Linked DNA regions of Homo sapiens: region 2 is linked to region 1. A link is a contact called in ENCODE Hi-C or POLR2A ChIA-PET data. All regions are on one chromosome and are shown on one strand. Each heading gives the region's core, a stretch centred on a gene start or an enhancer-like site at or near the end of the contact. The rest is flanking DNA. Distances are from core to core; before and after follow the strand shown. Region 1 holds the start of STK35 (serine/threonine kinase 35). Region 2 overlaps GPCPD1 (glycerophosphocholine phosphodiesterase 1).

Region 1 (6,878 bases), core at 2,088-4,587:
TTTTTTTGAGACAGGGTCTTGCTCAGTCGCCCAGGTTATAGTGCCATTGCATGATAATGGCTCACTGTAGCCTCAACCTCCCAGGCTCAACTGATCCTCCTGCCTCTGCCTCTCAAGTAGCTGGGACTATAAGCCTGTGCCATCAGGTCCGGCTATTTTTTTTTCTATTTTTTGTGGAGACCAGGGTCTCACTTTGTTGCCCAGGCTGTTCCCAAACTCCTGGGCTCAAGCCATCCTCCCACCTCAGCCTCCCAAAGTGCTGGGATTACAGTCGTGAGCCATTGTGCCCTGCTGGAAGTCTTTTCAAAACAAAAACACTCACCCTGGGGAGAGGGTAGGCTTCTCAGAATGGATGGGGCACGGATGGACTTTATAAAGTTAGACATCTAATTAAAGGACTCTAGGTGATACTGATTCATGTTTCCAACTCCACTGTCAAACAACTGACTTGCAATGGGACAAAGCGTTCTCTTGGGAAAGACTTGGGGGATCTTTAAGTTGTGCAAAAGTAACAAGATTTTGGGAAACCACCCCCTCCAAACTCACCCCAAATCCTACCCACTCTTAAAAAAGTTCATCCTCAGGGTGCAGAGAACAGCATTACGCCTTCGAAAGGATCCAGGCCTCGAATCAAGACAGATCTGGGATCCCCGTCACTTAAGCTCTGAGAAATGTAAGGAAACCAGGAGTACAGTCTAACTTCCCTTTCAAGCGGATTAACCCTGATCAAGTTATTTGTTCACTTCTAAGCCTTAGTTTATTTATAGAAAAAGGATAGAATTTACTTTTGAAGTTATTACCTAAAAATTACTTCAGCACTGAGACCACAGCTGGGACTCGGATTAGTAAACTTTCTTCCCCTGGATCCTCCTGCCTCGGAAAGTCTCCTCAAACTTTCTACCGCCTCTCTCCTCTCCAAGCAGACACTTAGCTACTGGTAGTATGAAAAAGGCTTGTGAGTACTGAGTAGTTAGGATGAATACATTCCCTAACTGCAGTTAAAACCCGGAAACTAAGATAATTAGTTCCTCCAGGACTGCAAGACCTCTTGCCTCAATGTACCCCATTTTCCTTTTAAGTAAAACCACTTCCCAGCCAGCCTCTGAGGTTAAGAAAAAGATTAAGAATGTAAAACGGAGGGAAAAGATGCCGGATGCTTTGTTATGTGACAGCTCTCAGGCCACCTGTGAGGGTTGTCAGCCTGCACCCCTCAGAGGACCAAGCCAGAAGACAGTCAGTTTGCTCGGCTGCCTGGGATGAAGGGCCGGGGGCCTCAGAGGAAAAGGCAGACGAGGAAGCCACAGGAGTTTGGGGGTTGGAGCTGGAGGGTGTCAGGAAACTTGGAACCAGACAGGGAGAGGGTGTGGGTGGGTCCAGTCAAGTTTTTTCTTTTTGTTTGTTTTGGGAGGGAAAGAGAGAGGCCCTCGGGGGTGAGGAGGCTCCGCAGTTCTGCTACTAACTGAACCCGACCCCTCCTCCACTCCCCCAACCGATCTTAAAAATAGAAGACGTTTAATAACCATAGCTCGCAATTCTTGAGCACTTATTAAGTTAATGGTTAGCACTTAAACGAGCTCTTGTTATGGAAACACCAGCCAACTTTAGGCCCAGGGACTGATCTTAGGACCTGAGAAGAGAGGGCCGAATGCCTGGGCCCAGGAAAGGAGGGTGTGTCAGGGCACAGGGTGACAGGGACCAGGTCTGAGGCCTAGGAAGGCCAGGAACAGTGTGGGCCAAGCCGTCCGGAGAGCAGGGGGTCCAGGCCCTGCGTGGGTGGAAAGGCCCGCGGTGCTCCTACCTTTCAGCGAGGTCTCCACCAGGCGCAGGTAAAGCTGCGAGCTCTTGTTGCCGTGACTCATGCGCTGGGCTAACCCATTGCGCTGCAGGACGCACTCCTCAAACTGCACGACGTTCTGGTGGCGCCGCTTGAGGCTGGTGAGGGCCCAGAATTCAGCCAGCGCCAGCTCCACGTTCTCGGGGGCGTCGCAGCGGATCTTCTTGACCGCCACCCGGGCCCCGCTGCGCCCGGCCACTGCCTCATAAACCACGCCGTAGCTGCCGCGCCCGATCTCCGCCAACAGGCTGTAACGCGGCCGCGCGGACCCGCCACCGCCCTCAGGCCGTCGCCGCGCCAGGAAGGCCTCGCCCGGGGCCTCGGCCGCCACCGGATCCATGGCCCGGGCCGCCGCCGCCGGCCTCAGCTTCGTGCTGGGCGCCCGCGGCACTGGGCTTCGCCTTTTCCGCTCCGGGCTTTGTGTACCTCTGCGGGCGCCGTCCTTCCCCGTTTCCATGGCTGCGGGCGGCGGGGGGAGCAGCAACGGCGCTGCCCGGGCCCCCCCTGCCTCATCCCTCCGTCCGGCCCTGGGACGCGGAGGAGCCGGACCTTGGATTGTGACCTGCGGGCGAAAGAATCGGTTAAACGGCCAGGCCAAGGCGGGGAGGCCAGGAGCGTAGGCCGCGGGGCGTCCCACCTCCTCCTCCCCCGGCCGCCGCGGCCCCTTTAAGACGGAAGCCACCGCCGCTGATTGAACGGGGGAGGGGAGGGGAAAGCGGGAAAGACCGAACCACTGGGCAGCAGCTCAGAGGGGGAACCGGAAAGAAAAGCACAAACTCTCCGCTCTCTCTGTTAGCTTGTCATGTAGCGATAGGAAAAAGAAGAGCCAGCAAGCTTCACGCCTTCTGAAAACCGCTTAGAGACGCGATTTGGCCGGCGGAAATATTTTTCTTTGCTTGGCCCCCTCTGTGACGCTCCTCCCCGCGCCCCGCCTTGTGTTCGCCCGGGTGTAAACAGTCCATTGAATTAAGCCCTAGCGGAGCCCAGCGGACCGACCCAAGTCCCCGAGGGCGACGGGTAGAAGGGATTGGCTGAAAAGTTCGGCTTCTCGGAGTGCGACTGGCCGAGGACCCGATTTCCCTTCCCAAGCGCGGAGGCAGTGGCAGTAACTCCAGCCTCGGCGCTGGCCTTCAGTCCTCCAACGGCGCCCTTACCTGGCCCGCGCACCTCCACTTCCGGGCGGCCCGTTTCCCCCCTGGAGCCCCTGCCTGGGGATGGTCCGCTCCGGGCCCGGGCTGCCTCCGGGACCGAGCAGCGCGGGAGGTGGCGGCCCGAGCCCGGCGTGTAGCGGATCCTTCTGCTGCCGCGGCGCTCGCTGGGGAAGCCTGGGCTCCTAGGCTCCCGTGGCTTTCCACGTGTTCGCGCCAGCTGAGCCCTTTACATAACCTCTTTACATAAGCTGCACCTCCCGCCGGCGCCCGGGCCAGCGGAGACTCCTGGTGGCCCATCCCCCGGGACGCCAGCCGAGTGAGCCCTGCACCGCCCGGTCCTGCAAAGGTCGACGGAGCAGCCGCAGCCGAGCGCACCGGCACGCCTTGCCGGGACCCAATCACTGGCGAGAACACCCAGCCAACAAAAAATAGGCGCGAAATTCCCGTGATCCGCGGCGGGCTCCGGGTCTCCGCAGCGGCCCGCGCATCACTATCCCTTCTCGCCTGATCTGCGTGAAGACCAACCGTCCGCAGTAGGCGCCTAATAAATACTGACTGGGTGATTGTCTTGGTCGTTTGATTCATAGCTCTGTCCTGGGAACCTCAGGGACTGGGTTGGAATCCCGACCTTCCCTTCTACCAGCCCAGTGATCTTGTGCAAATCATTGACCCACCCTGAGCATCCGTTTATCTAATGATCCTCTGCAAAATGGATAGAATGGGCTTTAATTCCCAGGAATGATAGACCCAAATGAAATACCTAGATGGAGGCTAATTGGGTGTGGGGCTGTTAGTACCCAAAGCTCCCATTTAGGCACAGATTTTTGAATATTTTGTTCTGTATTTTGTATTCCAGTGTAGGCCTAGTGGGTGCCCAGTGTTTGTTAACTGAATCTACAGATGTTTATTGAACACCCGTAATGTGCTAGGCACCATTCCAAGTCGCTGGGGAAAGAGCAATAGACAAGGCAGTTTCTGCCTTGGTTGAGGTTCTGTGCCACTGCAGGAGACAAACCACATGGGTGGCCTTGGGCAAGTTAGTCAACCTTCTTGTGTATTTGTTCCTTACCTGTAAGAAGATCCACAGAGGTTATACAGGTAAAGCACTTAGGACAGCCTTGCACACAATGTTAAGTATTATTAAATAAATGCACAGGATAATTTTTGCCAGTGGTAAGTGTGATGGAGAAAAAGAATGAGCTAAAGAGTGCTCACTGGATACAGGCCATTTCTTATAATGTATTTGGTCGCTGAAAACCTCTTAACTTTTTTGTGATTAAATTTCAAATTTACACATAAATTTCAAGAATCGTAAAGATCATATACTTTTCCACTAGAATAACAAATTGTTATATTTTGCTGCATATCCATATCCTCTCGTGTATGTGTATATATACACACAAATACATATTGTGTGTGGATATCTATATGGTATATACCCCAAAAGAAAGGAAATCAGTATACGGTATATAGATATTCACACACACACATATATAATGTATATATTCTTTTTTACTACATCATTTTAGAGTTTCCAACATCAAACTCCTTTATCCTAAATATATGTGTGTGTTTCCTTAAAAAAAAGACATTATCTGGCATAATCTCAGTACAGTGGTCAAAAATCAGGAATTTTAACAATGATACAATTGTTTTATTTAATACACTCCATCCATATTTAAATTTTGCTAATGGTCCCAATAATGTCCTTTATAGCTATTCCCCAGGATCCAATTCAGGATCAGACGTTGCACTGAGTTGTCATGCCTCTTTAGTTTCTTTTAATCTGGAAGGGCAGTTAGTTATCCAGCCTTTCTTTGTCTTTCATGACCTTGACATTTTTGAAGAATACTGGCGAGTTATATTGTAGAATGTCCCTAAATTTTTATTCATCTGTGTTTTCTTATTAGTTTCAGAGTATCCATTTTTCTCTCCTCCCCCACCCCCCACCAACCCATCCCTTGCTATTCTGAGAGGGTATGCATTTTTTGGCAGGACTACTGCTGAAAAAAGTTGCCTCCTCAGGGCCTTTCATCAGGAGGCACATGGCATTGTGTTTGTCCCAGTATTCGTGGTGTTAACTTCCATCATTTGGTTGAGGTGGTGTAGGAGTAGTTACACTCTACCATAAAGTTACGATTTTTCCTTCTGTAACTATTAAGTATTCTGTGGGAAGATATTTTGAGACTATTTAAATATCCTCTTCTTTAGACTCTTACCCACTGGTTTCAGAATTCATGGTGATTCTTGCTTGAAACAATTATTACAGTTGCAAAATGGTGATCAGAAGGTCTTTTTAACCATAACCTTTTTTCTATTTCTGTGAAGAATGTCATTGGTATTTTGATAGGGATTGCATTGACTCTTTAGATTGCTTTGGGTAGTATGGACATTTTAACCAATGTTGATTCTTCCTATCCATGAACATGAAATATCTTTCCATTTTTTGTGTGTCCTCTTCAATTTCTTTAATCAGTGTTTTATAGTTTTCATTATAGAGATCTTTCATTTCTTTAAATTAATTCCTAGGTATTTTTATTTATGGCTATTGTAAATGGGATTACTTTTTAAATTTCTTTTTCAGATTGTTCACTGTTAACATATAGAAATGCTACTGATTTTTGTATGTTGATTTTGTATCCTGCAACTGTACGGAATTTGTTTATCAGTTCTAACAGTTTTTTGGTGGAGTCTTTAGGTTTTTCCAAATATAAGATATAATATGCAAACAAGGATAATTTAACTTTTTCCTTTCCTATTTGGATGCCCTTTATTTCTTTCTCTTGCCTGATTGCTCTAGCTAGTACTTCTAGTACTTCTAGTACTGTGTTGAATAACAGTGGTGAAAGTGGGCATCCTTGTTGTATTCCAGATCTTAAAGGCTTTCAGTTTTTCCCCATTCAGTATGGTACTAGCTGTGGGTTTGTCATATATGGCTTTTATTATGTGGGGGTATTTTCCTTCTATTCCCAGTTTTTTTTAGGGTTTTTATCATGAAACCATGTTGAATTTTATCAAATGCTTTTTCAGCATCAATTGAAATGATAGTATGGTTTTTGTCCTTCATTCCGACAGCCTTATTTTATCTTAATTACCTCTTTAAAGACCTTATCTTCAAATATAGGCACATTCTAAGGTACTGGGAATTATAACTTCAACATGAATTTGGAGTGAGGAGGGACACAATTCAGTCCATAATAGCCTCTTTGGCATTTGACATTTGAATTGAAACCTGAATGTCAAGAACCCAGCTCTGAAACCGAATGGGAAGTCATTCCAAGAAGAAAGAAGAACAAGTACAAAAGCCATGAGATGGATACAAGCTTGTGAAACCAGCCATGTGGTAAGATTTTAAAATGGTACAACCACTTTGGGAAAAAAAAAAAAAACCAGTTTGGCAGTTTCTTATAAAGTTAAATATATGTCTACCCTGTGGCCCAGCAATTCCATGGGTCTCAGGTAAATGAAAACTTCTGTTAATAAAGCAACTTGTATAGGAATTCACAGTGGCTTTTCCCATAAGAATTCCAAACTGGAAAATGCTGCAGTGTTCAGCAATAAATGAATGGATAAACAAATTGTGGTATTCCCATACAATGAAATGTTGCTGAGGGTGTGTTGATGGGGGGAGGAATAAAGTATTGATACAACAGCATGTATGAATCAAAATAATTATGCTGAGTGAAAGAGGCCAGGCACAAGAGAGTACCTGCTAGATGATTCTATATACAATTCTTAACAATACAAACTAATTTGTAGTGACAGAAAGCAGATCAGTAGTTGGGGTAGGAAGGGTGGATAGAAAACAAAAGGACATAAAACTTTTTGGGGTGATGGGTTATCTAGACTGTAGTAATAGTTTCAAGATAGGAATATATTAAAACACTTCAAAT
Region 2 (6,878 bases), core at 1,497-3,996, 3.5 Mb before region 1:
ATCAGCCACTCTGGTCTGAAGTGAAACCTCATATCTTTCTGAACTTGTCTCTAAAACACACCCCTGCCTGTCCTAAGTCAGTTTCAGCCAACTTGGTCAAAAAGATGTGAACAGGATAAGACACTTAACAATTTTAAGAGGACCAGTTGTTCATATGTTGTGCATGTACAATGAAATAGAATTGATTCACAGGTAGCAGATAAACAGTGTTTCACAGGGAGAAGGGAGTAGATACACAGGAATCCATGTGCCTTTAGACAATATTCGTGAGTTTTAAAATTGTGTTTCTTTGGAATTTTAATGTGCTCTGCATCTAAGTCTGCTGTGCCCCTGTCTTTCAGGGAGCGTCTTAAGCTTTCTCTTACCAGCTCTCCCTACCCACAGGCTCATGGCAGCTAGAGCTCTCCTGGAATTTTTTTCTGCTTAGAGAAAACTTGAAGGTCATGGTATTGTTTCCTAATACTGCTGAAGATGTGGGTCACTTGTGGTTTCATTTGCCCTCCTTGTAGATTTTATGGTATTTTGGGAAAGGATATAAGGGCAATTCAGAATTAGGCAGCTGCACTAAACCACCATATGACTACCCGTCTTTCCTGGTTTTGATTTAATTTCATCAGATTATTTTGTCTTTAGTTCACCAAATAGTTCTGATTCTTTTTTTAAAATTTTTTAGACAGGGTCTCATTCTGTCACACAGGCTGGAGTGCGATGACACGATTTCGGTTCACTCTAACCTCAAACTCCTGGGCTCCGGTGATCTTCCTGCCTCAGCCTCTCGAGTAGCTAGGTGTACACCATCATGCCCAGCTCATTAAAATTTTTTTATAGAGATGAGGTTTCACTGTGTTGAGACCTAGGCTGTTTGTGAACTCCTGGCTCAAGCTGCCCTCCCGCCTCAGCCTCCCAGCGTGCTGGGTATAAGCCACTATGCCTGGGTTCTGGTTCATTCTTAAATTTGCCACATTTGCTTAGACAAGTGGAGTAAAAAGACTCACTGCTTTGCCTTCTTCATCTCTTGTTTTCATTTAGTGGTTCTTTACCAGGGATCGCATTAGAATCACTTGGGAGGACTTGAAAAAAAATACACATACCTAGATCCTGCTCCTGGAGATTGAGAAATAATGGCTGAGGGAGAGGCGGCAGCACGTTTTTCACAGCTTATTAGTAATTCTACTCTGCACTAGTGGGGCTAGTTTCACATGCTCCAACTGGCTGTTTTGGAGATGAGGTAGTACTGGGAATTTGTCCCCCCCCCTTTTTTTCTTTTTGGGGTAGCAGAAATGGCAACTTTCTATTCTTAATTGGAAGAGTCCACCTGGAAACCTCTGTTGAAAAGGATTCTGAGGCTTATTGGGGAAAAATAGGGAACATGTGTCAAGCATTTGCTATTCTTTTTTTGTTTTTGTTTTTGTTTTTGTTTTGAGATGGAATCTCACTCTGTCACCCAGGCTGGAGTACAGTGGCGCGATCTGGGCTCACTGCAACCTCAGCCTCCCAGGTTCAAGTGATTCGCCTGCCTCAGCCTCCTGAGTAGCTGGGATTACAGGCTTGTGCCATCTCGCCTGGCTAATTTTTATATTTTTTGTAGAAATGTGGTTTCATAATGTTGGTCAGGCTGGTCTTGAACTCCTGACCTCATGATCCGCCCACCTCAGCCTCCCAAAGAGTTGGGATTACAGGCGTGAGCCACCACGCCTGGCAGCATTTGCTATTCTTGCTTTAAAGCAGTGATTTTTACTTATTTATTATTTATTTATTTTTTATTATTATACTTTAAGTTCTAGGGTACATGTGCAGAACGTGCAGGTTTGTTACATATATATACATGTTCCATGTTGGTTTGTTTAAAGCAGTGATTTTTAAAAATGTACATACCTTAATTAAAAAATACTTTATTGCTAAAAAATGATACAATCATTTGAGCCTTTAGTGAATTGCAATCTTTTTGCTGGTGGAGAGTTTTGTCTCAATGTTGATGGCTGCTAACTGATCAGAGTCGTGGTTGCTGAAGGTTGAAGGACAGTGTCAATTTCTTAAAATAAGACAGTGAAGTTTACTACATTGATTAACTGTTCCTTTCATGAAAGATTTTTCTGTAGCATGCAATCACCATAACAGATATAATAATAACAAAAAAGTTTGAAACATTATGAGATTTGCCAAACTGTGACATAGACACGAAGTAAGCACATGTTGTTGGGAAAATGGCACTGATAGACTTGCTCGACTCAAGTTTGCCACAGACCTTCAATTTGTAAAAAACACAGTATCTGTGAAGTATAATAAAGTGCAATACAATGAGCTATATCTGTATTTATTTTAGGAGCTAAGCTTGTATCAGAGTAAGGACAATGCCCTAAAACCTGTCTTAGCAGAGCCAGGTAGGGCTAAACTACTCATGCTGAATTAACGTTTGGTTAATGGTCTATGACAGGGGTTCTCAAAGTGTTTATAAAAGTTACCTGGAGGCGGCCGGGCCTGGTGGCTCATGCCTGTAATCCCAGCACTTTGGGAGGCCGAGGCGGTTGGATCATGAGGTCAGGAGATCGAAACCATCCTGGCTAATGCGGTGAAACCCGTCTCTACTAAAAATAAAAAAACAAAGTTAGCCAGGCGTGGTGGCGGGTGCCTGTAGTCCCAGCTACTGGGGACGCTGAGGTGGGAGAATAGCATGAACCCGGGAGGCGGAGCTTGCAGTGAGCTGAGATCGCGCCACTGCACTTCACTCTGGGTGACAGAGCAAGACTCCGTCTCAAAAAAAAAAAAGTTACCTGGAGGCTTGTTAAAATACAGGTTACTGGGCCCCCACCCCCAGAGTTCCTAATTCAATAAGTCTGGGTAGGGCCTGAGAATTTGCATTTCTAAGAAGCTCCCAGCTACTAATGATGGTCTGGGACCATGCTGTGGATAGCACTAGTTTATTATTTGAAGCTAAAACTCAGTTACAGTAATGAATTGTAGTGAATTCTTGACCTTAAGGCAGCTGTTGAGTCAAATCTTTAGTTTCTGTTAGAATAACATAGTTCAGAGAAAGACATTGGCCTGAAACAAGATACAGGTTCTGACTGCTTGTCTGAGGAATAGCCAGAGCCTGGGTAGGACAGCTTAGAATAACGGATAGTCAAGAATAGGAGTGTAACTCATGTTTATCTCTCATTTGTGACACAAAAGCTGCGACCCAAAGTCTCTTATCAGCCATGTAACATCCCTCGCTAAGTGGGAAGTCACAGAAGATTCTGACTCTGGCTTCCACTTTTGTACAACTTGAATTTTCTGTTTGGAAACTTATCCTGGCTCTTTATATGGCTGGTTCCTTCTCATCATTTAGACCTGAGCTCAGACAGCGCTTCCTCATTAAAACCTTCCTTCCTTTTAAAAGCCTCCTCCAGAACTTCGTTCTGTCTATCTTCTTTGGTTATTTTTCTGTCTACCCACACAGCAAAGGAAGCTCTTTGAAGATAAGGCTCTTTCTGCAGTATATACCCCTGTGTTCCCATTGCCTGCTACAGAGTAGGCCTGTAAAATTTTGTGTAGGAATAAATAAGTGATATTGGTCATACGTTTTATTTGAGGAGTTTTGTGAATTAAGAAGTCTTTATGCACTGTAGTTTGATATTGATGCTGCTGCTTTTAATTTTCTTTCTTCACAGCATGCTATGGAAAGCAACCATTGTACTCAGTAGAGGAGTATCAGTTCAGTATCGCTACTTCAAAGGGTACTTTTTAGAACCAAAGGTATGTTTTCTTTATCTAGTTTCCAATTCCTTTAGCACTTCCTTCAAAAGCAACTCACTTAAGTTTGAACACGTTCAAAGTAAAATGCATTTGCTTTGGTCAAATAAGGAATAGAACTCTTGATTAATAAAATTTACCAAAACCAAGGAAGTAGCCACTTCAGAGGCAGATGATGTCTGCCATGGAATTTTAAAAAGACATAGTAAGTATGTTCTGCAGTATTCTTATGAAATTGGTTTTAATGTGTTCTCTGTAAGTGTGCATTTTCGGTAACTTTTGTAAACTAGTTAGGAACCACTTGCAGAGCTTTTACTTTTGGTTTTGTTTTTTAATCCTTATGTGATGTAAATACATTTAGAGAAGTATATAGCCTGTTTTAAGTGAGTAATTAAAAAAATTATTTCACAGCAGCCATCTCTTAGTGGCTGTGTTAACTCTGATCAAAATTTAATTGATTCCTTTTAGATTTTTTCAAAGATGTTATTGATAAGACCCCTATCTTTTCTGGAGGCCTTTGGCATATCTATTCTAAATTTGCCTGTTCACAATTCATTATTTTGGGATTGTTTTCATATTCAGAAAAGAAAAAAAGTTAATCATTTTCCTTTTATTCTAAAGATACTTATTTGCTGAAAGGATTCTTTTCCTTCAGACTTTTACATTTGACACCCTTGGGCTGCATATGAACAAGGGTTTAGGCAGGGGTCTAGGATACAAATCATGGATTAGCTCTTGTTAAAAAATGTATTTCCTTTGGGAGTCATTAAGTGTTTTTGTTACGTGTGAAAAATGCAAGCAGCCACTGTTACCTCGTGCTCTTAGCCACCATTATACAAAGAAAAGAGACAAAATGACAAAAAATGACAAACCCACTTTAGCTGTCTTTTGCACCTATTACGTTTCTTGTTCCAAGAATATTTTGTGAATACACAGTAATTGAACTTAAATTACATTGTGGTTGATCATTGTGTTGGCTTTTCTTGACAATAGTTTCACTTTAACTTAAGAAAAGGGCATCTCATTTATTTGGCATGGGGTTATGCATCATGGTAAAGTTCTTTAGTATAACTTAAGCAATTGTGTGTAGATACATAGGTCATAGATATGGAAAGTTTACCTGAGGATCCTGGTATATGAAATTTAGCTTTGTAATATGTGAAACCAACTAAATTTTACTTAGGGGAGTTTGGATGAGAAAGATGATAATGAGTTCTTTGGGCATAGTTTTCTAAAGTAAGACTATTGTCAACACAGGTCAAATTAAGCCAACCTAAGTATTTATCCTCTTCATTGAAAATGTTACCAAAAGCAGCAGATCAGTCCAAAATACCTTTTGAAAAAATTGGCAAGAAGTCTGCTTAACAGTAAAAACAAGTTTTTCTCCTTGTAATACTTGCAAAAGTTTACAGTATGTGTTGGTGAGTGTGTTTCTTTAAGTAGGTGCTCTGTATCGTGTACACATGTACCGTGTGATGCAGGGGCTGCCATGGTAAGTATGTTTTTCATGGAATCGAGTAAATAGCTACATAAAATCCCATGCATATGGCTACAGTTTTTTTCTCCACATGCCAGCTTAATGTGACACTTTAAAAAAGTTGGTGGCGCTTTTTAAATAAAACATTTTTAATAGAAGTATTATGAAACTTTGTCTAGTTGTACATTGTCAAATAATAGAAGTAATGTGCAAGGCATCTTAAATTGTGAAATGATGTAAATTATTGGAATACATAATGTTACGAATATAAAGAATGATAGGAAAACAAATAATGAAAGCATTAAAAAGCTGAAATGGGAGAAAGGTTAATTTTACTGTGTTGAAAGTTTTAGGAGGTAATCTACCCAGGCAGTTTTGGAACCAAAGCTAAAAGTTTTGCGATTATGGACAAGCCAGTTGACCTTTAGGCTTTAGCCTCCTCATCTATAAAACAAAAGGTTTGAACTACAGATTTTTAGATCCTTTCATTGCAAAATTTTATTGAGTAAATGAAATTTTACCATTCATTTTTCTTCCATGCACTGCTTTTTCTGGCATATTCCTTTTAGTTTAGAAGAGTCCTGAAATCGTTTTTCTCAGTTTTTCACAATGACGTGTTCTCTTTGTGAATTAAGATAAGGTGTTAATGTGTTACATTTTAAAATAATTTCACAGATGACAAAACAAAATAGTATCTTATTTGAACATAGCACACAAAAGTAGTGAGTATTCCTGGAATGAAAACATTGGTATGAATCTGCAGGTAGTCCACTGATGTCACATCTTCACCAAAGATACTTTCTGAATTAACATGTAATTTCAACTTTTTTTTTTCTGTATCCACCCCTCTTTGCTTGTGGGTAGAATTAGGGATGTTTCCTCATAGTCAAATGTTAGCCAGTTTTTCATTGTATCCTTTGAAATTTTTCCTTCATTTTTGTAGAAATACATCTTTATTTTTCAGCACATATCTATGTTTCTAACTTTCATAGCTGCTAACATTCACTCATAATTAGATTCATTACAAACTATCTTATTTTGACCTCGATCTCCCTTGAGTTTTAAGTCCTTCCTTTAACAAGACAATCAGTCACCTGCGATAGATAATTATTTTCAGAATAGTCTAGTTTGTCATTTTGTACAATAGTTTATTAGTATCTAAAATTCTTCTGAATAGTAAATACTGTCAGGTGTTAACTTGAGATTTGAATACTCTCAGAGAGTCTGTTGGCCTAGCTTCCTTTGCTTTACTCATGCCTAGGTGACTGTTTCTTTTACTGGTTGTACTAAAAATAGAGATTTTTTTTTTTGAGACAGAGTCTTGTTCTGTCGCCCAGGCTGGAGTGCAGTGGCACGATCTCGGCTCACTGCAACCTCCGCCTCCTGGGTTCAAGTGATTCTTCTGCCTCAGCCTCCAAGTAGCTGAGATTACAGGCATGCAACCACTATGCCTGGCTAATTTTTATATTGTTTTAGTAGAGACAGGGTTTTGCCGTGTTAGCCAGGCTGGTCTCAAACTCCTGACCTCAGGTGATCCACCCGCCACAGCCTCCCAGAGTGCTGGGATTACAAGCAGGAGCCACCGCACGTGGCCTTGATTCCTCAGACCCCCTTTTACATTCAGTTTGTTTTCAAAATTGTGGAAGAAAAACAATCAGTAAAAGTTTTA

Evidence for each region. A loop is a pair of places that touch in the nucleus more often than their neighbours do. ChIA-PET counts read pairs that join two places held with the same protein, here RNA polymerase II (POLR2A). Pooled maps may share reads with other maps.
Region 2: a loop to region 1 is called in a pooled map, with 3 times the contacts of the local background. The contact joins the enhancer-like site here to the promoter of STK35 in region 1. A Hi-C loop is called at or near these places in 1 of 168 maps with a recorded cell type or tissue (ascending aorta) and 1 of 50 pooled maps. POLR2A ChIA-PET finds 5 or more read pairs at or near these places in 1 of 52 experiments (PC-9).

What each region holds. Positions count from the first base shown.
Region 1 is chr20:2,098,286-2,105,163 of GRCh38, reverse strand. STK35 (serine/threonine kinase 35) reads right to left here and starts at 3,337. Exons shown (of 4, transcript NM_080836.4): 1 at 2,989-3,337; 2 at 1,799-2,396. The coding sequence starts at 3,282. RefSeq lists silencers at 1,922-1,971, 1,992-2,521, 2,812-2,861, 2,872-3,161, 3,262-3,451 and an enhancer at 1,608-2,576.
Region 2 is chr20:5,590,184-5,597,061 of GRCh38, reverse strand. It overlaps GPCPD1 (glycerophosphocholine phosphodiesterase 1), which reads left to right. Exons shown (of 20, transcript NM_019593.5): 4 at 3,651-3,735. Among named protein-coding and RNA genes, the nearest start is that of GPCPD1, 17 kb to the left of the region's middle. RefSeq lists a silencer at 3,545-3,839. Within about 2 kb of position 2,746, at least 5 of the 41 ENCODE cell types and tissues checked have a DNase peak (open chromatin) inside an H3K27ac peak, as active enhancers do.